Regions from separate parts of the Mus musculus genome. Here region 2 is linked to region 1. A link is a loop called in an ENCODE intact Hi-C map of the cell type or tissue named here. Cell type or tissue: heart. All regions are shown on one strand. Links, peaks and the distances in the headings refer to the core of each region. The heading gives the core; the rest is flanking DNA. Region 1 overlaps Appl2 (adaptor protein, phosphotyrosine interaction, PH domain and leucine zipper containing 2). Region 2 overlaps 1500009L16Rik (RIKEN cDNA 1500009L16 gene).

The links. Hi-C counts contacts between places; a loop is a spot of excess contacts. Peaks named below come from ENCODE experiments on the same cell type or tissue, not always from the same donor. Only the 100,000 strongest peaks of a DNase experiment are listed, where the experiment ranks them.
Region 2: a loop joins it to region 1, with 5 times the contacts of the local background. A loop is called at or near these places in 3 of 42 quality-filtered maps.

Annotation. Positions count from the first base shown.
Region 1 is chr10:83,593,140-83,608,428 of GRCm38, reverse strand. Appl2 (adaptor protein, phosphotyrosine interaction, PH domain and leucine zipper containing 2) reads left to right here. Exons shown (of 21, transcript NM_145220.2): 17 at 2,495-2,669; 18 at 5,267-5,303; 19 at 5,531-5,671; 20 at 6,499-6,546; 21 at 7,388-8,396. The coding sequence ends at 7,522. Washc4 (WASH complex subunit 4) reads right to left here. Exons shown (of 33, transcript NM_001033375.2): 33 at 11,956-14,258. The coding sequence ends at 14,191. Among named protein-coding and RNA genes, the nearest start is that of Appl2, 48 kb to the left of the region's middle. In heart, for the core only: no CTCF peak of the experiment used is centred there; a DNase peak (open chromatin) is centred at 7,478.
Region 2 is chr10:83,722,897-83,738,185 of GRCm38, reverse strand. 1500009L16Rik (RIKEN cDNA 1500009L16 gene) reads right to left here. Exons shown (of 6, transcript NM_001145198.1): 1 at 15,152-15,289; 2 at 253-277. The coding sequence starts at 15,197. Among named protein-coding and RNA genes, the nearest start is that of 1500009L16Rik, 7.7 kb to the right of the region's middle. In heart, for the core only: a CTCF peak has its summit at 8,490 (motif pointing right); DNase peaks (open chromatin) are centred at 8,495, 9,455 and 11,785; H3K27ac peaks cover 306 bases.

The DNA.
Region 1 (15,289 bases), core at 3,336-11,335:
CATCTATAATCCCATCATTAAGGAGGCAGAGACAGAAGGGTCACTGAATTCAATGAAGCAGATGTTGAGATCCAAGCCAGGACAATTTCAGTAATTTGAAGCATTTGCAAGATCTCTAATATGGCTTCTTGAAGGGAATCTCACATTGTTTCTAGGATGCAAGTCTTTCTAATGACTCCCCTCGAGTTTAATAATACTTGAGAATTTACAGGAGCCAAGAGTCCTTCTCAGGGGTGGTTTCTCAGGGCTCGTGTGCTGCTCATAGAGAGGGCCCAGGGTTGCTTTCGGTTCCCATTGCCCACATGGCAGCTCACAACCAGCACCAGAGGGCCCCACGCCCTTTTCCAGCCTTTACATGTACCAGGCACGCAAGGTGCACATAAACTTAAAAATTTACTTTAAATCTACTTGAACATTGCTAGAGAAAAGACTCAGCAGTTAAGAGCATCTAGTGTTCTTGCAGGGGACCGACCGCAAGCTGGGTTTGCTTACCAGTACCTGTATAGCTGCTTATAACTGCCTTAGCTCCAGTTCAGATCTGACACGGTTTGGCTTCCACAGGCACACATAGCACATGCATATACATATACAAACACATACACATGTGAGAAAAACCTTATACACATAAACAAAAATAACCCTTTAAAAGGGATTTGGCTAAACTAGGTTTTGTTTTACTGACAGACTCTGCTTTAGAAATGACTGCACAGCACCATGTACCTCAATGACTTGGCACAGTCCACACACAAGTATTTTAGATTCAGCTGGGTGTGATGGGCCATGCCTAGCTGAAGTCATAGAAAACATCTATAATCCCATCATTTGGGAGGCTGAGACAGAAGGGTCACTGAATTCAAGACCTAATTCTATGAAGCAGACTTTGAAATCCAAGCCAGGACAATTTCAGTAATTTGAAGCACTTGCAAGATAATCCCAGAACTGTAAAGACTGAGACAGGAGTCACTGTGTTCAAGACCAACCTAGTCTATGTGGCAGGATCTTGCCTCAAATAAAACTATTTATGTAAAACTAACTCCAGACCTGGGCATGGTGGCACTCACCTTTAATCCCAACACTCAGGAGGCAGAGGCAGGCAGATCTCTGAGTTCAAAGCCAAGTCCAGGCTAGCCAGGGCCACACAGAGAAACCGGTCTTGAAAGAAAAAAATTTAAAAAAGACCACGTGTAGCATGTTTTTAGCACGTTAGTTTTGTAAACAAGGATGGGGTCTTCTAATCATCTTTCAGTTGTTGCTCAGTACTGTTAGACTATGCCCCCACTGACCCTGGCCTATGGCAAATGCCTGTAGTACCAGCTATTGGGGGTAAGCAAGGGGAGAGTGAGTAGGTATGGAGATGGCTCAGTGGTTAAGTGGACTGGTGGTTCTTGCAAAAGACCTGGGCTCTGTACCCACATGGTGCTGACAATAAGCCGGAATTTCAGTCCCAGGAGAACAGATACTCTGTTCTGGCCTCCAAGGGTACTGCATGCATGTGGTACACTGACATACACGGAGGCAAAACACCATCAGGAAGGGAGGGAGGGAGGGAGGGGGGGGAGGGAGGGAGGGAGGGAGGGGGGGGAGGGAGGGAGGGAGGGAGGGAGGGAGGGAGGGAGGGAAGGAAGGAAGGAAGGAAGGAAGGAAGGAAGGAAGGAAGGAAGGAAGGAAGGAAGGAAGGAAAGAAAGAAAGTTAGCTTTAAGAAAATGTCCTGGGCTGGTGAGATGGCTCAGTGGGTAAGAGCACCTGACTGCTCTTCCAAAGGTCCAGAGTTCAAATCCCAGCAACCACATGGTGGCTCACAACCATCCATAACAAGATCTGACTCCATCTTCTGGTGTGTCTGAAGACAGCTACAGTGTACTTACATAAAATAATAAATAAATCTTTAAAAAAAAAAAAAAAAAGAAAATGTCCTGGTAAATCAATCAGTCAATAACAAATAAGGAAAAAATAGCTTTAAAAAAAAGCCCTGAGCTTAGGACTTGCTTGGGCTACAGCGTAAGTCCAAGGCCAGCCTGTGCAACTTCTGAGAGCTGGGGATGTAGCCCAGGAGTAGGACACTTGCTAATGGAGCACAAAGCCTTGGCTCCACTCTGAACACTTAGGGGCAGGGTGTCCCAAAGACACATTAAACACAAATTGGTAATCTTTCCATTCATTTATAGGATGTAACTTTGGCTCTGTGGTAATAAAAATGTGTATGGATCAAATGTGGCCCAGTATTACATCTTATTTCTCATAACTATTCAATGGCCCACAAATTTCTGAGAGGCAGTGGGAAAGGCTCACTGAGACTGAGTGACAGGATGTTCATCTGTCACCACTCAGCATTTTGTAGCTGGAAAAACAAGGGTGAGTCTGTTGAAGCTCCACAGACAAATACAGACAGTAAGGGGTCAGAGCTTTTGTAACACTGGGCTTGTTGAAAGCCAGCCCAAGTCTTCACCTATACCTGTGTTCATGCGATGCTGAGTGCAGCGTGTTCTCTTGCAGACTCTCTTCTGCAGCAGATGTTCATCGTTCGGTTTTTGGGATCAATGGCAGTTAAGACAGACAGCACGGCTGAAGTGATTTATGAGGCAATGAGACAAGTACTGGCTGCTCGAGCTATTCACAACATCTTCCGCATGACCGAATCCCATCTCATGGTCACCAGTCAAACTCTGAGGTACATTCAGTTCACTTCAGACTCATTCCTCCCTGGGTAAAGAATGCTTACCCATCTGGAATGTTAAAATCCTTTCTGCATTTTGATATATAGAATAAAAGGTACATTCTGACCCAGAGCTGGGTTGGGTGTGGTAATGCATGTATGCAATCCCAGCACATGGAAGATGGGGTCGAGAGGACTGAAGCCAGCAGGAACCTGTCTTCAGATCCCTGTTATCAGTGAATATAGATTAGTCCTGACTGAAATGCTTGGGCCAGCACTCTTCCTGACTTTGTTTTTTCTCTTTTCAAGTAATTTTACATGCATGTATACATACATACATACATACATACATACATACACACAAAATGAGATATCTTGAAGATGGGACCCAATTTTACACATAAAATCTGTTTCATTTGTACCTTATACATACACAGTTACTCTACAAATTATTTTTAATAATTTTTCACCAGAAACAAAGTTTCATGGTATGGAATTTTCACTGTGGTTTCATTATCTATATATTTCTAACCTAAGTTTCCAGATTAGCAATGTCCAAACCTGGACTGTCCCCAGTGATGCCACAGCTATGCAGTCATCTTGTCATCTCAGAATATAGTTTTTAGAAAACAGCAACAGAGAACACGAATCTATGAAGCCATGCAGCATCCATGTGCAGCTAGGCAGGAGCCTGGGAGGGCGGTCAGGCTCTAGGCACAGGCTGTTACAGGCCATTCTGCAGCCACACAATACATGCTGCCTGCTTAGTTGGGCAGACATGTTTTATCTGGTGTCATGGTATTTCTAACAATACCAATCAGGTCAGTTTCACGCGTGTCGTGGTTGCTTGAGTTAGAGGTGTAGCACGGGTTTAGATGCTATGCCTAGGCTCATTCCTGGTGTGGCATCTCTTCAGTCCTCACTGCACGGTACTCTTCCTGCACTGAAGTAGCACACTGACAGTACTTAATGTGTGCCAACTGGAGAAAAGGCAGCCAGGACTTAGCTTCATTCTTCAGTATTTGTGTGTGTACACATTCTTCAGGAGGCCAGAAGATGACTCTGGTGAGTGAATCCCAGGGAACACACTCATCAGGCAGCCTACTTCATTATTGCCAACCTACTTCATTATTTAAATCTCTTTAAAAAAAAAAAACTTGTTAGGGATCTTATTCCTGAGAATTAAGATTGACAAATAAAACCCTGACTTTAAAAAGCTTCTGTACAAATTGACACATGCTTTAAATCTAAAACTATCTCTGCATATCTGCTTATTGTAGACATTTTTTACAAACTGTATTTTGCTTTCACCTGTGAAATTTGCATCAATCCCTCAAAAAGTATGACACCATATGTCAATTAATTTTAACGCCAGAAGGACATAATAGAAATGTATCTGTTTACAGTAGCAGCAAGTCACACAGTAATGCAGTGCCAAGAAACACCGGCATTAGCAGACACAACCTAAAACATGTTTTAAAAGGCATTAAAGATTTATTCATTATTTTGGTGTGTTATGTGCCCTCTGGGCACAGGTGGAGGCCAGAGACAGACATTGGGTGTCTGCTCCTGTCCCTCGACACCTTGGTCCTTAAGTCTCACTGAGCTGGCACCTTGCTCCACTCACGGCTAGGGCAGGTGCATGCAGCCACACACGGCTGTTAATGTCTATGCTGGGTGTCTCACACAGCGGGTGCTCGGACCCACTGAGCCATCCTTCTCCCACAATGGCCTTTAGCGTCACAGCCAGCCGTGTAGAGTGGTCAGGCTGCCGAGTAAAATTCCAGGAATTTTACAGAAAATTCCAAGTAAAATTCCAGGAATGAAGTGTCCACGCATTGGTCTTCCTTCCTGATTTTCTTGTTTTTTGGAAGTTGTATCTTAGGTATTCTAGGTTTCTGGGCTAATATCCACTTATCAGTAAGTGCCTATCAAGTGACTTCTTTTGTGATTGGGTGACCTCACTCAGGATGATATCCTCCAGATACATCCATTTGCCCAAGAATTTCATAAATTCATTGTTTTTAATAGCTGAGTAGTACTCCATTGTGTAAATGTACCACATTTTCTGTATCCATTCCTCTGTTGAGGGGCACCTGGGTTCTTTCCAGCTTCTGGCTATTATAAATAAGACTGCTATGAACATTGTGAAGCATGTGTCCTTCTTACCAGTTGGGGCATCTTCTGGATATATGCCCAGGAGAGGTATTGCTGGATCCTCCGGTAGTACTATGTCCAATTTTCTGAGGAACCGCCAGACTGATTTCCAGAGTGGTTGTACAAGCTTGCAATTCCACCAGCAATGGAGGAGTGTTCCTCTTTCTCCACATCCTCGCCAGCATCTGCTGTTACCTGAATTTTTGATCCTAGCCATTCTGACTGGTGTGAGGTGGAATCTCAGGGTTGTTTTGATTTGCATTTCCCTGATGATTAAGGATGTTGAACATTTTTTCAGGTGCTTCTCAGCCATTCGGTATTCCTCAGTGAGAATTCTTTGTTGGGACTGTCTTATCTTTCCCTCAAGCAGGCCTTACTCTTCGTACATGGGATATTTGTGGGATTTAACTCCTATGAACAACATGTGTATGGTAATGAGTCTCTTACAATTTCAGGTTGATAGATCCTCAGACTCAAGTGTCAAGGGCCTGTGTAAGTACCTGTTACATCTTAACGTTCATAATCACACCTCAGTTCTCCTCTGCCCCTGGAGACCGTCCTAGGCACAAGATAACTTTCCAAGTCCCATGACTATCCCATCCCCATATAGTACATCCTCAGCTTTGCCATAGAAAACAATGTTGTTGGTTTTTAAATTCCAGTTATGTAATTATTCATTCTGTCTCGTCCTGTCTTTCCCCTAAACTCTCTTCAAAAAGTTTGAGCTTACCAGTGTCACACAGTTTGCTGCTCATCAAGAAAACAAAAGACTGGTTGGCTTTGTCATCCGGGTGCCGGAGTCCACAGGAGAAGAGTCTCTGAGCACATACATTTTTGAAAGCAACTCAGAAGGAGAAAAGGTATTTGCCTGTACCTCAGTAAGGCTATTCTCCAAGGGCCTGGGGTTTTCACTGTCCATCCGAATACCTGGCTAATTGTTTATGCCTCCATCCAGACATTCAGACAATAATACCTTCTAAGAAGGCCTCACTGAAAGGGAACAACCCTAATAACTAGATAGAATTGTTTCGTATCATGAAATGTTAAAAAGCATTCTAATTTGTTCTTTTAAGGCCGTGGTTCTCAACCTTCCTAATGATTGCTATGGTGACTTTCAACCATGAAAGTACTTTCATTGCTACTTCCTAACTATCATTTTGCTGTTATGAACTGTAATGTAAATATCTGTTTCTGATGGTCTTAGGTGACCCCCTGTGAAAGGGTTATTAGTTAAGCTCCAAAGAGGTTGTGACCCACAGGTTGAGAACCAGTTTTAAAGAAATTAAAGCAAAGTAGAAAGAGAAATAGAAAAACAGTCTCAGAGGAAGCCAAGGAAAGAGCATCAAAAGTGTTCCTTTGTATGACAAGCACTGCCCTCAGCTGGTCCTTCAGATTCATCAAAACCAGCCCTGTCATTAAGTATTTGTTCATATATCACAGTGTATATGAACATGTGGGGGAAAGCGTCCCGCTAAGAACTGCAAACAGCAGGTTACTTGGGTCTTCCACTCCCTGGGATATTTCTGTTGTCATAACAGCGCCACTGAACGAGGCTCCTGCAGCAGACCCCGTCTTCCAGTCTAGGTGTGAGCAGACAGAGGGCTCACTGTGCTCCTTGGAACATACTGTTTTCTACAATTGTTTACCTCTTCCTATCTTGGCTAAACACTATTTTCTTGTCTTTCAGATATGCTATGCTATTAATTTGGGGAAAGAAATTATTGAGGTTCAAAAGGTAAGATGCATTTTAGGGCTGTTTCAGTAACCAAGACATTTGTAGACACAGTAATATTCAGAAAAAAAAAGCACCCTAAAACAAAAACAACCCTCCCAGCCCCACCCCCACCTCCCACCCCGTGCTATGGCCTGTGCTCTGGCTCAGGTGACTGTCTGGTAACGCCTTTCCTCTTAACAGCACTGTTGCAGCATCACTTTACTAATTCTCTCGCTTGTGTTCAAACTGGCTAGGGTTCTTCTCTTTCAAACTACGACACAATACTTACTTCATCTGCACTAGCACCCAGTCCCTAGAGGCTGGTGACAGGCAACAGCCCTGTCAACCACCAACCAGGCGCTTACTAGATATGAGCAGAGATGGAGACCTCTATGCTACTCAACAGTTTGCAGTCTTCCATTCACCTAAAAAGCCGTTAGGTGATTGATGTAAGCCTGGACAGCGGGAAGTGCTGCCGAGTAGACAGACAGCAGGCAAGGGTCTAGGTGAGAAGTGTGCACGCCTGCTTGTAGCAGTCTGCTGTGCAAGAACCACCGTGAGCAGGGCGAGGGCAGTAGAGTGCGCTCCTGCACAGCTTCTGCCTACTCCAAGTGGCTTTAACGATATACAAGGCAAGTTTTGTGAAGCTTTGTGTTGCCATGTGGACTCTGGAGGAGGCACGCATTGCCCAGAGGAAAGCCCCTGGGAATCTAGATGTAATCCTCGAGTCTTCAGATGACAGCACAGACTAGAGTTAGAAGGAATGGGACTACAGCTCACAGCACTGAAAGCCAAGCCAGAGGTTCAAGTGCATCTTAAGCTTTTTCTTTCTCCCCTCTCTCTTAAACTCTCTTAACTTCAGGATCCAGAAGCACTGGCTCGATTAATGCTGTCTGTACCACTAACCAATGATGGAAAGTATGTACTGTTAAACGATCAAGCAGATGACACTGGCGGAAGTCCAAGTGAAAACAGAGGCGCAGAATCTGAAGCATAACTCATTTGGGCATCGGGGGTCAGAGCACGTGGGAAGGAGAGCCACTCCTTAAGCAGTTTTCAACTTCTCTGCCGTACAGGCACAGTGACCTGAATTTAGAACACCGACAATCACGTGCGGAGTGTACCCTTGGATGCCCTGGCACAGAAACTTGGGAGGGAGACAATAAGAAATGGGTGAGAGCGTGCCTACACTCTACAAATGCTATTTTAGGTGCTTTGTGGTAAGTCTTTGCTTCAGACTGTTGGGTACCCAGAACGAGAGCTATAAAAATGCATTGTTCACTTTATTTGGATAGCAGCGCTTCAGTTCCTAGGATCCTTTTATAAATGGTAAAACCCTGGATTTACAATTTGTTAAATACTAAATAGTTCCTATTAATATGATCTATTTTTGTATTTTACTTAGTTTTAAGTGCCTGTCATTCTGAAGATTATATATTTATAACCCAATGGTCTCATGCCTGGACCTCATGGCACTGCTATGCAATTTGGTCTCAAACAGACAGCAAAGCCTTTACAACAGAACCTTTCTGAACCAGCTTTCATTCAAAAGCTTCAGGTCCTCTTAGATGCTTTCTCTGGCTACTCACTGTGAGCAAGGGACAGTTCTACTAGTTCCTGTTTCTTCTGAGCCAGACCTTCCTCAAAGGGACCAATTAATTTAAAACTCACTTGAAGCTCAGCTGGCTGTGGGGCTGTCTTTGAAGTTCTGGTTTCTACCTTGATGTTTCTGGTTCGTGGGGTCCTGGACCAATCTCCAACCCCTAATTATGAAGTAAAGGTCTTGAAATCATGCAGCATAAATTAATTGTAACCATCTTCAACAACCTGTCTTTGTAATAATTTAGCAATAAAAACTGTTTCATCTCAAACTGCTTATTGTGGTTAGTTTATAGACCACCCTTAGAAGGAAACTAAAGTCTTGGTATGTGGACCAGATTGGCCTTGCAGTCTTGCTTCTGAGTGCTAGAGGTACAGCTGTCATCAGGCCTGAGTATCAGTGACAGTGACATAGCTACATTTTCAACACTCAGCTGAAGGATGAGTCCAAGGCCAGCCTGGGCTAAACAACAAAATCTTGTCTTGAAAAACATAGGAGCTGGAAAGCTGGCTCTGTGGGTAACATGCTTGCTGTGTAAGTCAAAGGACCTTAGATGAGCTTGCTAGCCATCCAGTCTCAGTCCAGTTATCAACAACTGAGGAAGACACCCAACATCAACCTCTGGAAGCCAAGGCGCCCACACACTTACTCATGCATATGTCACAAAACAAGACACAAAAAATCCTTTACCACCCCAAACTAAGAGAACCACATAAGATCTGTTAGAAGGACCCACCCCTTTGATATATGCATTTAAACTTCTTGTTTACAGCTTTTCAGTGAGGGGTCAAATAGACAAAACTCAGTGATAACTCAGTTGAGAAGTAAAACACCAGAGCGGGGCTGTGGCTCAGAGACATGACCAAGTCCCCGAGTTCAATTCCTAGCACCATCCACAGCAATACCCACTACAGCACTACACGGACCGGTTAAAATAAAACAAGCCATGCAAGCCCTGAGGTAACCCTAAAAAGACTGTACTAAAACATCCAACGACAACCATGACAGAATGAAAACATAAACGGAGCAAAGACACAACCAAGGGCAGGACCAAGCACCTAAATATGGAGAAGACCGTTAAGATATAGAGTCATGAGAGTTACTGGGCTTGGAAACAAACATGCCCAGTCTCAACCAAGAAGGGAAAGCTGCACACACACAGTAGACGGCAGGCATAAAGCAGTGCATCTTACCCACGGGATCAGCTCCACGTGCGCTGTCCCAGCACCCGCCCCAAGACATGAATGAAAATGACGTCACTGTACCAGACAGAAGAAAACACTGGAGTGCATGTAACCAGTTATGAGAGAAGGAAAGCTTAGTTTCCTGCAGCCGTGAATCAACATGGAAGAACTTCAGAATACTCCATTTTTAAAGGCATAAAATCAGAATAGATCATTTCTATTAACTGAATTTTATTACTGGAGAAAACAACTGTTAGAAGCAGGAACTGATTGCCACCAGATCCCACAGGAGGTGGAGCAGCCTTAGGGACTTCTAAGGACTGAGTCTCACCCTACCTGTGGCTTCTCAAGTATTTCGCATATCATCTAAGCCAGAAGCAGTGGGTGGCTTGGTTCTTTGTCTCAACTTCATGGTAATGCATGAAAAGCATTGAAAGATTACCATACCATGTGCCCAACTGAAAGATGAGAAAGACCTTATGAGAAGCCAGCTAGCTGCCAATTTCCATTCCCAGTATGGGCTAGCCTTCACCTTCTGACTGCCTTCTTAAGGTTAGCTTTTATGCAGATTCTACAAGGATTAAATACTTTTAAATAATTCCTACACAAATAGTGTTCATAGGTGTTCTAATCCTTCCTCCCAACACACAAACACCTTAATGGTAAAGGGAATAGTACTACACTGTCAACAACTAGCTGAGCCACTACCAGAGATTAGTAACAACCACACTCATACACCCAATGTATTTCTACCAATGGAAAGAGAGGTAACAACCTAAACATTACACTAGTTAATATTAACAGCCGTTTACACACAGGAACTAAACCTCTGTAAGTACTGAGTAGTGTTTCTTCCTTTTTTGAGATACAGTCTCACCATCTAGCCCAGACTGACCTCAAACTCAAGATTCCCCCTAGCTTTTCTCCTTAACACTAGAATATAGAATATGGTATATGTCACCATGCCTAGCTCTAAAGTACTACCTCTTTATATAGAGAATGCTTTATAAAAAAAAAAAAACAAAAAACATAGTCCTTAGAAGCCTTTGATCTAAATACTACTATATCGTTCCAACTTCTACTGGTGCACATGGAGCCCAGACAGGGTCAGGAACCTGCTTCTAGGCAAGCTGACATTTGAATCCATTTTGCTCCAAAGTCTACACTTTTAACCACTTACCATGTGATATCTACATAACCTCAGACACAAAGTAATTTCCAAATGTTTGAAGGTATTCAGATATCAGAGGTAAGTAATTTTTAATGCTTACCTTTTGTCCAAATTTTCCAAGGATTAAATACATTAATAATGCTTTTTATATAGGCCATGCTTATAAATGTTTTAATGCCCTTCACCTTAATAGCATTACTAAAAATATTTTACTACATACAGATCTATAAATATGTTTATATAGTTCTTAAACATGTGCAAAATTATGAAATATTTGTATGACCTGGAAGATAAATCTCACCTGTATTCTTGGGTATACTTTCACTGATGGGAACTGGAAATTCCCAAGAGGCAAAGTGGTAAAAAAACCCACTGCACTAAAACAGGGTGAATCCATTGACTTACCTTTTTTATATGTAACTACATGTTTACTTATGAGCTGAACTCTAACTCTGCTATCATCATCTACGTAGGGCCATGACTTTGCTTCATGTCTACAGATTTCTTCTTGTTCTAGCATTCTTTCATTTGAAATTTTTAAAATTCTATTAAACTGTTCCTAATGTTGAAAGGCCTTGGTTTCAAAACAAAAACATTCAGCAAAAAAAAAAAAAAAAAAAAAAGGACTACACTCTGAAATGTCTGTCACAAATGCTGTAAAGAGAATTACTCCACCCCGCAGCCCAGTGTGAGGAACACTCGTAGCAGTAAGCCCACACCTCCATTTTATCAGTGTAATGCTAAGTAAGCTGCATGTGGTGGTGCATAACTGTAACCCCAGCATGTGAGAGGCCAAAAAGCAACTCTTAAGTTTCAGGCCAGCCTGAGCTACAGTAAGACTCGCTCTAAGGGAAAAATAAAAACCTTATTTATTACAATTTCAAAACAGGTCCTATTTGTAAACAGGAACAATGGCTAATTATAACATGTCACAGAAACCCAGGCTCCCTTTCCAGGAGTAGGAAAGGAAGTAACTTCATGCTGGGTTTTAAGAGTAGCGACCTGTGAATGATCAAGAAAAGTCTTTATCTGTGATACATAAGCATTCAATCCCAATTCATGCTTGTTTTTGTCTAGGTGCATATGTTTATATCCTTTTTGTTTGTGTGTTTGGTTTTCGTTTCTTCGTTTTTTGAGACAGGGCTTTTCTGTGTCACAGCCCTGGCTGTCCTGGAACTCACTTTGTAGACCAGGCTGGCCTTGAACTCTCAGAGATGCTCTCAGACCTTTGCCTCCCTAGTGCTGAGATTAAAGCATACACCACCCACCTGGTGATATATTTAATTCTTTAAAAGAGATCACACATAATGTATGGAAGGGAACCTAAGAGATTAACAAGTACTACAGGGTCAAGGAGCAGACAACTATCTAGTTCAATCCGCAGTTCCACACACCAGCAAAAGCACATTGAAAACCCACTGGCTGACAACATTCAATTCTGACCTTAAGCATCCAATGGAAGGACAGTTTTGAAATTATATTTATTAATGCTTTATTATACGTATTGTATTCTATTTGAGCCAAGGGAAAGGAGAACCCCACTCAAGTGAGATAACAAACTTGCTGTCTTTTACAAAATTTAATCAGAACTGACAATGTTATGGTTAGTTCTTAATTCCTGAGAATTTGAACATCATTAAGTTTTCTGTGAATTTACAACAAAACACTCATGTTAATATTTAAATTACAATATTTCTGAAAAAATATTGTTAGCAAAAGAAAACCATCATCCAACGTATACAGTAACCCAGGTGTGAACATACTGAAGCCCTGTTGCTCAGCAGTTTAATACCATTTAAATATTTCTCTCATCAGAGACTTTATTTCAAATACATGAACTTATTATAATTTATCCAGACTACAGTGACATTATTTTTTTTTTTTTTAAAGATTTATTTATTTATTATATGTAAGTACACTGTAGCTGTCTTCAGACACTCCAGAAGAGGGCGTCAGATCTTGTTACAGATGGTTGTGAGCCACCATGTGGTTGCTGGGATTTGAACTCTGGACCTTCGGAAGAGCAGTCGGGTGCTCTTACCCACTGAGCCATCTCACCAGCCCCAGTGACATTATTTTTAACTAAAGTTAAAACAGTTACCTGTCACTTCCCATTTTAAGTGTCCAAGGAATATGTGAACTCTCATGTTCAGGAATAATTAAAGAACATTTTTAAGAAAAAGACAGAAATATTGGTACTATAAAATGGTGACTAATTTGATATAATCAAATCCAGTATCATTAATATAAACATTTATAATAATGAAAATATAAATTATTAATTATGCAGCATGCTTTAGGGCCATCTCTACAGTTAGTATCAATTACAAACATTAAATGCCTTTAATCCATTCTTTGTTCATAATTCTATAAGCCATGTTTATATAATAAAAACCATTTCCAATCTATTCTGTTTCTTCTGACTTAACAGTCAAAGTATTTAGCTTGGGCTGAGACAGTTGCCCTGACCGCAACCACTGAGTCTAGGTTGGGCACTGTATCTCCACTCCAAAAGCGGGAACCAAGGAAGAATGTCAGAATTCTAAGTGTTAGGATTACATGCAAGATGTATCCAAAGAAATGGTTAAGCAGGTAAATGCAATAAAAAACAAGCAATTCCCAAAAAAGGTCTGTATTATATTTAAAGTTCTAAACCTTCCTTTCCATCCCAAAGGCATCATTTTAGTATACGTTCAAAAAAGGCCATGATTAATCCATTTAACTATCAGCTAGCATACCTTTACAAAAATAAAGCTAGTAGCTTGTTGGGAACTAAATTTGCTCAAAGTCTTTCATTCTTTTAAAATCAGTAAGTGACTTAACTAGTTTCATTCTCACAGTGGTATATTTCTGAACACCTGTCATAGTGCAGTTATTATTTAATCTTATATCTTAGATTATACTTGATTTAAAGTAAAATTCTGTCTAAACTGCCACCAAGATTTCAATTTAAAGTAATGAAGAAACCTGAGTTTGGCTGTAGATAGTTCATTCTTTTCTTCCCTAGTATCACAGAGTGCCTTCAAACCTAGTGAAATGTCAAGTGGGTCCCGTCTATGGCTTAATCTGAGTTTTCTTTGAGTATTAAATCTTAAATTTAAAGCAATTGTTGGAGGATAAATGTTCCCAAAGCAATGTAAACTATTATAAAATGTCTCACCAAAGACATCAGCAGCTCATGTGAGTCACGTGGAATCCAACAACACAGGAAGGATCACCAGCTGGCCACGCTGTGCACAGGCAGTAACAGTCTGCTCATGTCTAGCATCCTCACACAGTCTCTGATACAGATGCTTCATGACTTTCAGGCTCAACTCTTTTTAACTGCGTTATTTACTGGCTGTGTACCGCATATGCACTGACTTTCCCATGACTTGAGATCAACATGAATCAAAGACACAGACAAATTACAAACACACACAGAGTACAGGGAAGGGAGGCGATGGGTTAGGGATCTGGACTTGCCCTTCGCCAGCTTCATGGCAGTTTCACAGGGGCGCCTTCAGCCTACACTCCAAAGATCCAGTCTTACCGTTTGCTTCTCGGCCCTTGAAAGCTGGAGCATCAGAAATAAAGTGGACTTGACTCCAGAGCCAGAGCAGTCCGTACAGTCTCCTTAGGTGTGACCTGGGAAATGACAACTTATCAAGCACGCCATAGCATCCATGTCTCTGGAAAAGCATCATGATACGTCTGACGACTGCACACCATCATTTCACCACGGGATCTGCAGACACAGTGCTCTCGGGTCCATCTCCATTGCTTGTTTTAGTTTCTTCTGAAAGCACAAGTACAAACATCAATAGAAAAATTATGTCAACTTTAAGATAATAAATATGAGAAAAGCTATAGTACTAAATGTCAGTTAAAAAGTTGTATCTATAAAACGTTTTCCTAACATCACAAATTATACTAGTTAGTTTACTTTTAAGTATGTAGAGAAATCTTCCATCCATCTTGATCACACAGGAAATCACCTTTGTGATGTATTGCCATTACTGATGGAAATGCAGCTAGAATGTGAGAGTCTGAATAGCCCAGGTGAGTGCCTAGCCAGCAGTACTGAGTACTTATTTTACTTCCTTTGTGTGTGTGGTATAGGTGTACATGTACACATGTATGTGAATGCATGCACACACTCACATCTGGAAGAAGCCAGATAACAAACACTGGCTGTGTACCCCTATCATTCTCCTCATCTTTTAAATTTAATTTTTTAATTTTATGGGTATGGGTACTTGCCTAAATGTATGGCAGGTGCAGAGGCCAGAAGAAGGCATGAGATCCCCTGGAACTGGAGTTAGATGGTTGTGAACTGCCATGCAGGTGCTGGGAAGTGAACCCAAACCCAGGTTATTTGGAAGAGCAGCCAGCGCGTTTAACTGTGGAGACAGCTCTCCTGCCCCATGAAGCAGGGACTCTAATAGACCTTGGGGCTCTCTGCTTAGCTATACAGGGTGGCCAGTGAATCCCCATGGGTGGGCTGGGCTTGCAGACATGCCTGGATTTTACATGCATGCTGGAAACCTGAACTCAAGTTCTCTAAGCATTTCCCTCTGAATAGTCTCCCTGCTCCTCATTTTATTCTCCAAGGCTCTGCAAGCCAGCCTGGTCTAGAGCTCAAATGTAGAGCCCAGGGTAGCCTTGAACTCAGTGATCTTTCTGTGTCAGCCCCTGAAATACTGAGGTTACAGGCATGAGCCATTGCACCCAGCTCATAATTTATTTTTATTTACTTTTTGTTTTGTTTTTGTAGCCCAGGCAGGCCTCGAACTCAGAGAGCCTCCTACTTCTGCCACTGAGTGCTGG
Region 2 (15,289 bases), core at 3,820-11,819, 130 kb before region 1:
GAGAAACAGATTCTTATTAAACACTCTAAGCTAGCATGCCAGGGTAACTGAAGGGCTAACAGGGAAAGTTGCAAATGCTAACATCCTTCAAATAGTAGCTTAGCTGTCAATCAAATGGTAACATTTACAAGCGCACAGCACAGAAAGTCTCCTGTGTCTTGTCAGCCACGCCTAGACTCCTAAAAGTCAGAACCACAAAAAACAGCTTTTCTCAGAGACAGAGGTTATAATACCAAAATGTCAAGTACTCACGTGTCTTTAACTGCTCCTGTTGGACCTAGGGGGGAAAGAAAAACATTTGTATTGGTGTGATAGTACTTGTAAAAACTATACCCAATACCTAAATGAATCGGAAATTCCTAGATGGAATATGCGTGTGTGTGTGTGTGTGTGTGTGTGTGTGTGTGTGCATGTGTGAATCTGTGCGTGCATGCACACTCTGAGTCTATTTCTCTTGAGTCTAGCCCCTTCCCCTTACCACCACAGACCAAACACAGGCCAGGGCTCTTCACAGATCTTCTGTGCCCTGCATTCACCTCTATCTGAAAGCCTGGGAGCGTGGCTCCTACCTTTATTAGCTAAGACATTATGCCATCCTATACCATGTGAAACCTCGTTTCCCCTCTGGAATCAAACAAGGGCAAAAAGACTGTCCTTCTCAAAGGAAATGAAAATGGTCACAGTGTTCCAGAGAAAGGAGGGAAGGCATGCTTACGAAGTGGGTGAGTAATTAAGGAGAAGACACCGAATGCCATGTGACTCGACCAGGCTGAACGCAAGTTCAGTTCCCTCCATAAAGTGTGCGAGTGCGTGCGTGCCTACATGCGTGCAGAAGGAGACAGGCAGGCAAGCAGGCAGGGAGTCAAGCAGGCAGAGACAGATACTTTGGAATTTAAAATCCTTTACACCACCCTAAAATTAAACATACAAAACACCTAAAATTAAATTATAAAAAAACAAACAAACAACCAGCGAGAGGATTTTTTGGTAGTACGAATAAATAATAAACAATCAGTGCCTCAAAGAAAGAGTAGTTTTCAGAGTTGAAACCAGCAGAGGATCTAGAAGAAAGACCAGAAAGAAATAATATTCTCCTTAGTTTCATTCACGGGAAGCCGGAGAGGGAGTGGATTCTTGTTCCTTGTGTGGTGGGGGAGGGGACATCCAGAGGTGGGAGAAACTTTGATTCGCAGAATCTCTAATACAGAAAACCCATCTTGAGGCCACAGTTGCTGAAGAGCACATGGCGCTATCACAGACTGCCGGGGGGGGGGGGGGACGGACGGACGGACGGACGGACAACGACACATCCCAGGGATGGCTCAGCACAGAACCGGAAGACAACTCCCTGTCTCCTGTCTCCTGTGGAGTCGTTTCTCCAGTGTTTGTCTAACAGTCACCGAATCATTATGTTCCAGTGTCTAGAGAATGGGGGCACCCTGCGCAGACAGAGCAGGCTTGGAAGGCAAAGCATAGTAGCCAAATTCTTTTTAAAACAAAAACAAACAAACAACAACAACCACCCAGCAGCATGCTGTGTAATCGGCACCCACTTCAATCAGCTATCAGGAAGTCTCAATCTGCTTCACCCTGATTGCACCAGGCTCTGGGTACCAGAAGAGCCTCTCCCTGCTGGGCTCACTGCCGGTGCCCAACCAAGCAGGCTCAGCGGGAATGGCTAGTGTCACCTTCCCAAAGTCTGCATCTCCTTATAGCTATGCCTTATTGGAAAATGGCGGGCACACCCGTGCGTGTGTGTGTGTGTGTGTGTGTGTGTGTGTGTGTGTGTGGTGCGTGTGTGTGTGTGTGTGTGTGTGTGTGTGTGTTTAGTAGCTGTGGCTGGGGTAAGGGGAAGGACCCAGCCACAGTTCACCCCAGGTGCCAGCAGGGTTGTAGAGCAATTGAACCTCATTTTCAGAAAGGAAAGGAATTGCCATTGAGAAACCAGATAACACGGTCAGCTAACAACTAGGGTGCAGAGACTATGACTCCTTCACACCTGCTTCTTTTCAGAGATGTTTTTTCCCTTAAGATAACTGTGTAATGTTTGGAAATCTGTGGCAAAAATATCAGAGTCCATAGGTACATAAATGTGAAATTTTAAACCACTATCCTGAAAAAGGATCAGATCATAAAACAATAAAAAAACATATATAAGTGTCTGACCTCCTGTAGCATTTTAACCATGTTTGTATAATTACAATAAATGGGATCAAGATTTCTAATCTAATTTATGTCAAAAATGCCTTGATCAGAATTATTCAAAGTGGCAAAAAATAAAATAAAAACCCCATTTGCTCTAAACTGTATAAACTTGGTTTATAATTTATTCAACTAAAACCTTCATTTTCTGACAGACTGCCTCTTCCCTGTTTAACAGGATTTGTGAGTTAATGCCATGGGCCTTAAAAGACACAAGAGACAGAGGGAGAGGCTGGAGAGAGGGCTTGGTGGTTAAGAGAGACCCTGTTCCCAGTCAGCATCCACATGATGGTACACAAACATCCTTAACTCTAGTTCCTGGAGAGTCCATACCTCCCTGTGACCTTAGAGGGCACCAGGTAAGCACGGTGCAAATACACACACACACTCACACAAACACATAAAATAAATACAATGATCTTTAAAATTATTTTTTAAAGAAATGGAGGGAAGGTCTGTCTTATATGGAAAAGAAATCGTAACCTACAGAAGAGGCCCGTTTCTTTCTGAAGGTAACTACCTTTAAGACTGAAACATGCTGTGAGCTGTGAGCTGTTGTCACAAGTTTACCAAAATAGTTTTCACCTTCTCCTTTACACTTTCATTACTGTATCCATGAGTTCTTGAAATCAAAAGTTTGCCACATAAAAATGCACTGCAAACTCAATCAAACCAAATTTATATATATATATATATATATATATATATATGATCTGCTATTGAAGTACCAATTTGCTTGATCTTAAAGCCATTGGGATTTCTTGTGTGGCAGCAAGCATACTTCTTATTAGATTGAGGGCCCAATCAGACCATCTAGTATCATCACCTTGCCAGGAAGTCCCTCACTTGGCTATCTATATGTCTGAAAAGGGGAACATTCACGTATCAGGGGATGGGGACAGCTTTTTAAGGAAGACCACTCAATATGACATCACCTTACTCCTGTCTTTCCTCACCTTAAAACGCACTTCCAGGGCCAACAAGGTGGCTCGGGGGTGGGATGGGGATGGGGGTAAGATGTCTGCAGCCAAGGCTGACGACCTGAGTTGAGTATCTAAGGACCCACATAGTTGAAAGATAGAACTGACACCAATGATCTGTATTCTGACCTCCGAAAGCATGCTAAGGCATACACATACATACACACACACACACACACACACACACACACACACACACACGGTGCTGTTCAAAAGTTTTTAAATTCTACTGGTTGAGGTTTCATGGCTTTGTGTTAGATCACTTGCCTGGCATAAACGAGGGCCTGGTTCAATTACCACCACCACTAAATTAATTAGTTGATTAATTGCTTCACTTTTAAAAAGAAACTCATGATGCCTAAGTTAGGGTTTTACTGCTGTGAACAGGCACCGTGACCAAGGCAACTCTTATAAGGACAACAATTAACTGGGGCTAGCTTATAGGTTCAGAGGTTCAGTCCATTATCATCAAGGAAGGAGCATGGCAGCATCCAGGCAGGCATGGTGCAGGAGGACCTTACAGTTCTACACTTTGATCTAACTGCAGCCAGGAGAAACTGAGTCTTCCTCACTGGGTGGAGCTTCAAAGCCCACACCCACAGTGACACACTTTCTCCAACAAGGCCACACCTCCTAAAAGTACCACGCCCTGTGGGTCAAGTATATTCAAACAGCCACACACAGTAAAATTCATATTTGGGAAGAATACATTCTCCCTGACATGTCTCACATTTCTAAGAACACAAACAAACCCACCAAGCCAATTAGATGCAAGACACCACCTTATCCCGGTAGCTTCCATGCTTAGAAGGAAGCATCCCATAGGCAGATGCTCCTCCATACAGAGTGAGTATGAAGAATGAGTCAGGCTGCCCAGAACGTTCTTAGAATTGTTCAAATTCACACACTGGTTAATGTGAGAGGTTGCATACATGAGCCAAGAGAATTCCCTCCCATTCGGTGGAGCACTAGGTAGCAAAAGCAGAACATATGCATGCCAGGCAGGAGTGCTACCACTGAACACCACAGATAAGAGGTCTACCCCAGAGCCACACCCAATCCAAGATGTCTACCTTGAGCCACGCCTAGCTCAAGTGGTCTATCTCCCAGCCCCAACCAGTCCAAGAGGTTTACCTCTGAGCCACACCCAGCCCAAGAGGTCTACCTCTGAGCCACACCCAGCCCAAGATGTCTACCACTGAGTCATGCCCCGCCCAAGAGGTCTACCTTTCAGCCACACCCAATGTAAGATGTCTACCACTGAGCCACACCCAGCCCAAGAGGTCTACCTCTCAGCCACATCCAGCTCCTTTTCCCATCTAAAAAAAAAAAAAAAATAGCATGCATTTTCATATTAGAAAAAAAAAAAAAACTAGTGCATCTTACAAGGCACTCTCCTTCAAGTATAAGCAATCAGAAAGCTAAATAACTTTGGTGCTTATGGGAAACAATAAAGACAGGCAGAATGTCTCACTGTTTTTCAAAAGACAAATCCTGCTGAGAGCTGTGTAAACATGCAGAGAAAAACAAGCAATCCTCCTTCATTTTAACACTTCACACTGGTTCCTCTGACCAGTCTTGGTACTAAACCTAATCATAGTCTCAATTTGGTCAAAAGAAGGAAAACAACCACTCATTAGTTCAAATGACGGCTTGGAGTTCGGGTTTCTTTTTCCCCCAGAAAGAACAATACAGATTCATAAGCTGTATTTCTTCCAATAACACAGAAAAATTTCAGGTCAATGTGTCCCAGAAATAGGCAGTCATGTCGATGAGTTTAATGCTCTCACAGAAAAACTCCTTGACTCTAGGTTCTTCTTAAACACTTTAACTTTAGAGGTTAAAAAAAGAAAGAGAAAAAGAAAAAGGAAAAGAAAAACAAACGAAGTCTATGGGGCTTGGGGGCCTGGGGAGGGGGTTCTGTTGGCAAGAACGTTCTCTGCAGACCCATGTGGGCCCTAGTTCCAATCCACAGCAAAACATGAAAGCTGGGCATGATCACACACACAACTACAACCCCTGCATTGGGGGAGGGGGGGAGACAGGCGGCAGCTTGCTGCACAGCCAGTCTAACTCAGACAACAAGGCTTCAGATTCAGCCAGAGGCTGACTAGAATAAGGTAGAGAATAATGAAGTGGGATACTTGGTGTCTTCCTCTGCCTCCAGACACACACACCACCCACATACCATACATATGTATGTAGATAGATAGATAGATACATACATACATACACATGCATACCACACACACACAAATACACATACGTACACACATACCACACATCACACACACACATACATACCACACACACAAATATACATAGATACACACATACCACATATCACACACACACATACATACCACACACCACACACACACATACACACATACCACATATCACACACACACATACATACCACACAAACACACACCACACACACATACGCCCCCCCCCACACACACACCAAAGGCAGCCAGATAATGGTAAAACAATACCATTCAGCTACTGTAACGTAATCTCATCCATGACCGTCCATGGAAAGTCCCTCACAGTGGAACTGACTCGGCAGGACCACCCTCAGGAGCCTCTCATGTGGTCACAGTGTCAGCTCCGAGGACAGAGAACGAATAACAGGAATGAGGGAAAAATCATGTTCTTGCCTATCTGAGACAACGGAGGTAACCAGTCCCTCTCCATTCCCCGAATGCGACCCCCATCCCTCCTAGCTGACTCTCACAGTGGGCGACCACCCTCCTTGCTGCTACCCAGTCCAAACAGCTTTCTCACCTGCCCATCTCCCTCCTCCTCCATCCCTCTTGTTCCTCTCCTTCTCCATCCCCCCTGCATCCTCCCTCAGCCAGTCTCCAGGACTGACTTCAGGACCTCTGTGCCCTGGCCTTGGCCCAAGGCACTCTTGGCACTTGAAAAGCTCCACTCCAACATCTTGACCCTTCTTGTAAGTGCACACTTTCTGTGGCTCATGCCTTTCCCTGTGGGACACTAGCACTGTGAAGGCTCTCAGCACTTCCAGTGGGTAAGGCACTCTTTCCAACAGGGTAGACACATTAACTGCTTTACTCTTGCAAAGATCCGGTTGTTATTTCCCCAAGGTTAGAGGCGAGGAAACGATATCACAGACAGGTTAAGCAGGCTGACCAAGGTCACAACAGACAGATGGGAAAGCAGGGCTCCTTTGGGCTCCAAACCCCACACTCTCAGTGCTGAGGTGCCTCTCCTTCCCCTCACGGCCCCAGACCCAGCCCTCCTACTTCTGTCCCATCTCAGAATACAAGGGAGCCAGCCAAGCCAGGCTTCTCACTACCTATAATACATGCCCAAAGGCCACATCTGTCTTCAGGACACTATAGGACGCTAGAGATGCCCTCCAGCTAAAGGTGGGACTTTAAACCCTTGTCCAGCGTTCATGAAGCCCTGGGTTTGATTTCTGGACCCCCTACACCCTAAAAAAGTCAAGAGACAAAAACCACTCTTCCATATCCTATTTATTCACGTTTTACAGAATCTTCAAACCCAGTCAGATCCCACTTCTTGCAGAGCAGGCTTTCCTAATTGTTCACAGTTGCAGTTCATTTTCCCAATTACTTCTTCAGGGCACGTGTGCTCACACAATTTAAAACTTCATTTTCCTTCTTATTTGTTTCTCAAACATATTCACTCAAATAAATTTTTAGAAAGCTAAAAAAAATCCCATTAAAAGTTTTGAGATTGAGGGTCTGGGCTTTACAAGCACAAGAACCTGGATTTGGATCCCCAGGACCCAAGTGAAAGCCAGACACCGCAGGCCATGCCTGTAACCCCAGGATTTGCCAAGGAGCAGAGCCAAGAGGGTCACAGAAGCCAGTTTAGTTCAAATCTGAGCCCCGAGTTCATTAACAGGCTGTCATAAAAAGTAAGGTGGCAATCAACAGAGTCGAAGAACCCCAACATCTGGCCACCATACCTGTACACACACATTCACACTCACACACACACTCATGCACGCACACTTACACATTCAAACACTCACACATTCGTGCATGCACTCTTGCACACACACCTGATTGACGGATTGATCCATTGATTGAAATATAACGTTTAAGTTTGGAAACTGGTCTAGAGGCCCAGGATATTGCTATGAATAAAATATAAGGGGGTCTCAGAAGAATGTTCCATGGGGGGAAGGAAACACAAGATAAAAATGACAAAAGAGGCTGGGTGTAGTGGCCCAAGCCTTTAATTCCAGCACTTGGGAGGCAGAGGCAGGCAGATCTCTATGAGTTCAAGGCCAGCCTGGTCTACAAATTGAGTCCAGGACAGCCAGGGATCTGTTACACAGAGAAACCCTGTCGAAAGAAAGAAAGAAAGAAAGAAAGAAAGAAAGAAAGAAAGAAAGAAAGAAAGAAAGAAAGAAAGAGGGAGGGAGGGAGGGAGGGAGGGAGGGAGGGAGGGAGGGAGGGAGGGGGAGGGAGGGAGGGAGGGAGGGAGGGAGGGAAGAAAAAGAAAAGAAAAGAAAAGAGAAAGGAAGGAAGGAAGACAAGACAAGACAGCAATGTGCTTCAGAGAGAAAGCAGCGCTCTCTGCTTACAAGAGCAGAAGGAAGGTTCTAGGCCTTTCTAACCCTAGGGCAGGAGGAGAGAACAAGGCAAGCTGTCCTCGACCACTTTGATGACAGCATCAACGTCTCCTATCATTCCCTCCAGGCATGGGTTAATGCTAAGCACCTCGGCCTCACCTCCACACCATCAAGCCATCTGCAGACACCAGGAAAGGCTGGACCTTCGTGGTTACAGTAAAGGGAATACAATTACTCAGCTCATTGAGGACAAAGCGATGACTAATCTAGATAATTGGACCCCGAAGCATTACATTAGCTCCCCAGGTACACTGATAAATAAGGCGATTGCTAAGCTCCTCCCCTCCTGACCACTGTTACATAAAAATCAGAAGCATCATAACAATAAACTGCCCATAAAAACAAGGCCAGATGGTTGCCCACGAGCTATCTCTGGTAAGAAATACAACTGACTTATGCAAATGTCACATGCCAAATGCTTCTAAAGAAACTGCCCAGGAGGTAAACCTTTATTTCACAGTGAAACGGGATATTGAAGATATCTAGGAATGCTGGGACTTTTTTTTCATGTATGTGTGTGTGTGTGTGTGCACATGTATGCGTGTGTGTATGCATGCTCATATATGCATGAATACACAGGCATGTGGAAGACCATGGTCAAGTTTTCTCCTCACTATCTCTCTCCACCTTGTTCACTGAGGAGAGCCAGCTTGCCTGTAATCCCACCATTGGCCAGCAGGGGGTGAGGGAGTACTCTATGCAAAGACAGAAGGCTCACTGGGGTTTCCTGGCCAAAATAGTGAGCCCAGGTTCAGTGAAAAGCTTTGACTTAAAAAAATAAAGTGGAGAAGGAGAAAACCAACACAGGTGGCTGACACGCTCACCCAGGCGGCCGCCACGCCCACCCAGCACTTACGTGGGTTCCCGTTCACACATCCACCTGCAAGCCCTCTAACAATAGAGCCATCTCCCCAGGTTCCTGGTGGAGCTTTAAAGAAAATTTCTGACTTACATTAAAAAAGGGATTTTCTGGCTTCCATTCCAAAGACTCGCTTAATAGTATATACTTATATGAACTGTGTATGTGAGCAGACACTCTCCTGTGACTGCAGGCATATGTGTGCACGTGGAGGTCAGAGGTCGACCTCAGGTGGGTGTTCCTCAGGAGCCATCCCTCTCTAGTCACAGGATCTCTATGGCCTGGGACTGGCCAAGTATGGAAAGCTGGAGGGGCCAACAAGCCCTAGAGATCCTACTGTCTCCTCCTTTCCCCCAACCCCATGCTGGGATTTTGTATGTTTCTATTCTTTTTTTATTTGTTTGTTTGTTTCTTTTTCCATAACTTATTTTTTTATTCACATCACATCCCAACCACAGCCTCCCTCGTTCCTCTCCTCCCAGTTCCCTACCCTTACAAATCTCCCCCCTCCCCCTTTACTCCTCTCCTTCTCCTCAGAGAAGGTACCACCCCATCCTGGAGCATCAAATCCCAGCAGAACTAAGCTCATCCTCTCCCATTGGGGCCCAACAAGGCAGTCCAGCTAGGGGAAGGGGATCCAATGGCAGGGAACAGAGTCAGAGACAGTGCCCCCTCCACTTGTTAGGAGACTCACATGAAGACCAGGCTGCACATCTGCTAGAAATATGGAGGGGCGGGGCTAGGTCCAGCCCCTGCATGCTCATTGGTTGATGGTTCCGTCTCTGTGCGCCCCCATGGGTTTACTGTGTGGGTTTTCCTGTGGTGCTAGCTCCCCTCCCTCTAGCTCAGTTCTATCCCCTACTCTTCCACAGGACTCTCCGGGCTCTGCCTGGTGTTTGACTGTGTGTGGGTCTCTGCATCTGTGTCCATCCGCTACTGGATGTAATGTGTAAAAGCCCCTTAGCTTTCTTGACGGAGTTTCTGAGGTCCACACTCAGGTCTCAGAGGCTGCAAGGCAAGCACTCGACCAACTGACTCACTTCCCCAGCTTTCCCTCTGTGCGATCTGTGTTCCTTTCCTTTCGTAATTTATTATTTATTCATTTATTTGGAGACAAGATCTCACTATATAATCCTGGGCTGGCCTAGAACTTGTTATATAGCCCAGGCTAGCCTCAATATCACAGAGATCTACCTGCCCCTGACCCGGCGCCCCCGCCTCCTGAGTGCTGGGATTAAAGGAATGTGCCACTCTGCATGGCCCTCCCCATGGTTTTTAAAAGGACTGAGTGATCCCTTGGACTTCAGTCTTTGCCTCCTGAGGAAAGAGCTGGAAGACTAACACACAGTATGAGTTCCTGGCTGCTTGGACAAGGGCCCCCCGCCAAGGCTCCCTGTATGGGAATAACTATCCAAACAGAGCACTCTGCACAGCCATTTCTCAGGAGAAATGCTAAAAAACACCACAAAACAGAAACCACAAACAGCCGTCCCTCCATAGCTCTCAGTTGCGAAAGATCAAAACTCCTATGGGGAGAAAGTGCTCCTGTGGAAATAGTAAAATGAGCTGTTCCTGAGAGCAACGGGGAACATTCTGGAATTCAGCACATGGGAGACAAGGCAAGAGGATCAAGCATTCCCGAAACTAAATAAATAAGAATTGGAAGAAAGCTCTGTGGTGCCGTGGTACAGTGCTTGCCTAACACGAGCAAAGTCCTGAGTTGGGCAGCCAACACCAGAAGGAAAAAAGAAAGAAAGAATAAGACCCTTAAAATGGGGAGTTTTTCCAAACTCAAAGGGGTCTCACAACACCATCAGCATCAACAACTCAACTCCCCTTCCAGGAAGCCTTCTCTGATGAGCCCTGTCGCTCGGCTGCTCTTGGTGCATTCTACCATCCACTGCTCTCCTGTCCCATGCGACTGTTCTCACAGACGAAGCCTTCCACATCTAGCTCCTCAACAGCCAGAAAACTGGACTCCAATCTCCAATCATCTCTTGCTGGCAGCTCCTCCCTTGTCCTGTAGTCTCTGGGACAGCGCTCTGCACAGCGGTAGGCCATGGGTAAGCTTGAAGTCAAGGACACAGGGAATCTGAAGAGTGACAGGGTCTCCATGGCCGTGAGACCACATTCCCCAGCTTCTCCACTGATGTGGCATACAGACTCACATGTTCTCAGCCCCTATGCAGCATGTCTATCTGTCATACTAGCCAAGTTCCCTAGGCTACAGCCAAGAAAGTCAGTGGTCCAGATAGCTGGGAGAAAAGAGAAATAAGTGTCTGGATTTGCCTGGATATGTGGGGAACAAAATGAGCTTCACTGGAAGCTAGCCCTGTCTACATAGCAAGTTCTAAGTCAGCCAGGATACATGAAGAGACTGTCACAAAGATAGATAGATAGATAGATAGACAGACAGACAGACAGACAGACAGACAGACAGACAGACAGACATGGTTTCAGACCTCTTGAGACAAAAGCATATTTGTCGTTTTCGTATAGAAAAACATTTCCAGAAGCCACCTTTTTTTCAACGTACTAATAACTTCTTACTGCAAATACGGTAATCTCATTTTACAGAGTGTTTCGATCCATTATCTGGAGTTTCACATAGGCCCTAGGAAACAGGGTACATCCAATTATACCACCACAATATAGATAAAGGAACCAGAGCTCAGAAAAGCATAGCCAAATGCCCCCCCACAGCAACACAGCCAGCAACAGTTATCAAAGCCTGAGCTTCCAGTCCAAGGTCACTCTCCTTCATCTCCATTTGCCTTTTTAATTACATTCTTTTTCTTCAGTATGGCTACTGAAAAGTATGAAATATTGAAAGCAGGATTCCTGGGACATTTTAAAAACTACACTCAGTTCATACCTAGAGGTCCAGGACAGCCTCATCCATTCACGGGATCTCCCAGGCTCGGGACAGGTCTGCAGCCCGGCCCTTACTGACTGTGATAGCAAAGCCACGGTTTGCAGCTGGAGCAACCATCCCTGTGTTGGGGTATCCCTCTCTGCTCTTCCACGTCTCATCTTGATGTGTTCCCTTTCAGAAACCGAAATTCCTACCACCAGCTGACAGACAGAAAATAACAATGACCAAATGCCGAAGGCAGCCAGCTGGACACACAGGCTGGGGACTGTTTGAGAAGAACTTCTCAAAGCCAAGGGCAGAGCCTGGTTAGCGATGATGTCGCCAACACGCCCCCTCACAGCGTCCTCTCCTTCCGGTCTACGGGATGTACCACTCCCTGCCCTGCTCTCTCTGAACATAAAGTAATTTTTAGCAAAGAGCAAGCCAGAGAACAGCGTGCTCTAGCATGCCTGTCCTTCACAAACAAAAGCAGATCATTAAGGACGGGCACTCGGAGGGATCCTTTCCGATGGAGCTGCACTTCCCTTTACCCAGGGAGAGAGCTACTCAAAAGGGGAAAAGTCAACCTAATGCTTGCAAAGAGAATCTTTTTTTTTTCTTGATCCCAAGAAATAGGATTTTTATTTTCCCCTTAAGAGACAGTCTGACTATTCTGGAACTCCCCATATAGACCAGGCTGGCCATGAACTTGGGAGTGAGCCTCCTACCCTGTCCCTGACTGTAGGATTACCAAGATTAGCAGCAGAAAGATTGGAGGATTTGAGGTTTGTTTGTTTGTTTTTGTTTGTTTGTGGCAGATAGTTGTTTTGTTGTTGTTGTTGTTATTTTATTTGTTTACTTGATTTTGAGATGGCTTGAACTCACTATGAAGTGAGGGACTAGTGTGGATGGCCTTGAACTTCTGACCCTCCTGACTGGAGTGTTGAGATTTGGTCTGTTGCTATGTATAATAATGCTAAATTCCTGTATCCCAAGGCCTAGTTGCCTCAGGAAGAGTGAATTCTCACAGGTAACAGCTTTTGTTGTGTAAACCTTGCTCCTTAACTTATTGGTTGAATAAAGATGGCTACAGCTTGTAGTTGGGCAGAAGGGAGGTAGGTGGGGCTTTGGTTCCTGGGCTTGGGGTCAAAGTCAGAGACTGTGGTGAGGAGAGGGGAGGAAGAAGAAAGAAGGTACCAATGGCCGTGGGGTAGGTAGATAGTGAGCACATGGCCATGAGGGCGGCCTGCTGGGGTAGGACCGGCCCAGGAGGAACTTAGCGACAGGGAAGCAGACAAACCAGCATAGAGGACTGATATCTGCCCAGCTCTAGTGCTTTAAGGCTTATTATAAATACAAAGGTTTTGTGTCTTTCATTTTGGAAGCAGATGATTTAATGTGGGGTAGAAACCCTTTTAAAATATTTACCAAGACATTATAGACCGGCACTACCATGCCCACTTTATTGGGTTTGGAAGATAGAGTCTATAGGGTTTGTGTGTGTTAGGCAGGTACCACCTAAAGCTACATCTCCAGCCTAAAATCCAATGTCTCCACTCCTTGGCCACCCCACCACTGAAATGTAATTTGTACATTAACGTTTCTGTTATCATCGTTCCAATTTTCACTTAACAACAATACTTCTCCCTCTAGCCCCAAATCTGACAAGCAGTCTGTTAATAAAATGTCGCTGTGCAGGGCTGAACTAACAGCTCAGCAGTTAGGAGCATTTGCTGCTCTTGCTGATCACCCAAGTCTGGTTCCCAGCACCTACACAGTGGCTCACAATGGCTTGGAACCCAAGTTCCGGAGGATATGCTGCCCTCTTGTGGTCTTCTCGGGCACCTACATGCACATAGCGTACAGCTGCACATTCATAGGAATAAAAATAGATTCTTAAAGAATGTAAATGCGCCAAACTTTCTTCATTTCTAAATCTTTTCTGGGTCCTCCTTTCAGTTTTTGTTTTTGTTTTTTAACATTCTCAACTCTTTTTTTTTTCTTTCAGCCAAGCACGCGTGCGATAGGTTACACTGAGCCTCAGAACGGACATTTGACGCTTTGACACTTTTCCTGATTTCCTTGTTGCAATGAAACGGGGCCACACCCCAGCTTAAATCCCGCCCCTGCTCTCATTTGCATAGGATACTAACTAAGCTGAGTCACTGCTATAGGAATCTAAAAGATTTGCTTCCCAGTGGCTGTCTGCAGATACCAAAGACAGACCTAAATTCAAAACAACGAAGGTCACCTGGAATGGATATACTTTCCCTGGGCCTAGACTCCCAGATGTTTTAGTTAGATCCCTTGAGACACACTTAATCCAAAAGTATCACATTGACTGTGCCCCACACCCCAAAAAAAAGATAGACCAAATCTGGCCAATATTTGAATAGATTTCCACAATGGTTCCCATCCTGTAAATGTTTAAACAAGTTCAGCCAGGCTTGGTACTGCAGGCCTTTTGTCCTAGGTCATAAAGAGACGGATCTAGGAGAGTAGCAAGTTTAAGGCCAGCCAGAGCAGCACAGTGAGATCAGGGCATGCCTGGACAACTTAGTGAGACCCTATCTCAAAGTAAAGAACGATACCAGGAATACAGCCCGATGGTCAAAGGTCTGCGCAGCACGTGCAATGATCAGACCCTGAGTTCAAACCTGAGTGCTTCAATCAATCACAAAAATAACTGCCAAGCCTTAAGGACTTGGCTATGGGAGGTGACATCCCTAAGGTTTCAAAACTCAATAGCTGGACACCCACATCCGCTCCGCAAACACTGCAGTATTTGACTACCGTTTGCGCTTGCTGGTTAGAGTGGGCTGTGATACCTGACTGGACTCAGCTAGAGAAGGTAGGGAACCCTATCCAAAAAGACGCTAAAATACGTCAGCAGAGAACACCACCCCAAACAAATCCCAACATCAGCTAGTTTTATCAGAGGGTCTGAATCTTACAGTAAGTTACTTGATACAAAGCCTGGCTTAGCCAGGAAAATCTAGAAGCCCTGCCCTGCCAATCAACGAAATGAAGTCGTGCACAGACAAGTTTGGATGTATTTTTAAGTGAAAATTTATCAAAAAGAGAGGCCAGTCCAGAGCTCCATCAAGCTAATCTGTGCGTCTAGGTACCGCAGCTCCTCTATGAAAATCTTAGCGGGCAGCAGGGTGGGTCTTAAGTACGCAGACCCAAACGGATGCGTTTTTAGAGCCCTGCAGGCTGCTGTCCCCAACCCACTGGCACTCGGCCCCACCCCCAAAAAAGTCCCGATTTGCTCAGCAACACTTTCCCAGGCGCAGGGACTGGGAGCCAAGGGGTCCGGGTGAGGCCTGGATGCAAGCCAATAGAAAGGGGATGTGAGGGACCAGAAACACGTCTGGGAAATTCTGCTCCCCAGAAGGATGCAGAGACAGGCTGCAGGACCCAGGCGACTGTCCTCCCCGCTGAATCCGGGCGTGACCGCCCCCGCACAGGGGCACCGGCTTCCTCTCGGTCTTTCCAGAAGCAGGCGAGCTCCAGGCTCGAAATTGAGGATGGGCCGAAGGAACTGCGCCCCCACCCCCACCCCCGCCGCCGCCGCCGCCCCCTCTCCCGAGGGACCTACGCCCCGCAGCTCTGCTTACCTCGGCCCGCGGCCGCGCTGGTGGCCGTGGAGTTCCCGCAACCCATCGCGCCACCCGCAGGGAAGCCGCGCTCTGGACCTCAGGTCCCAGTGGAGGAGACCCAGAAGGAGGCGGCGCGCGGGACTAGGGACAGCCCTA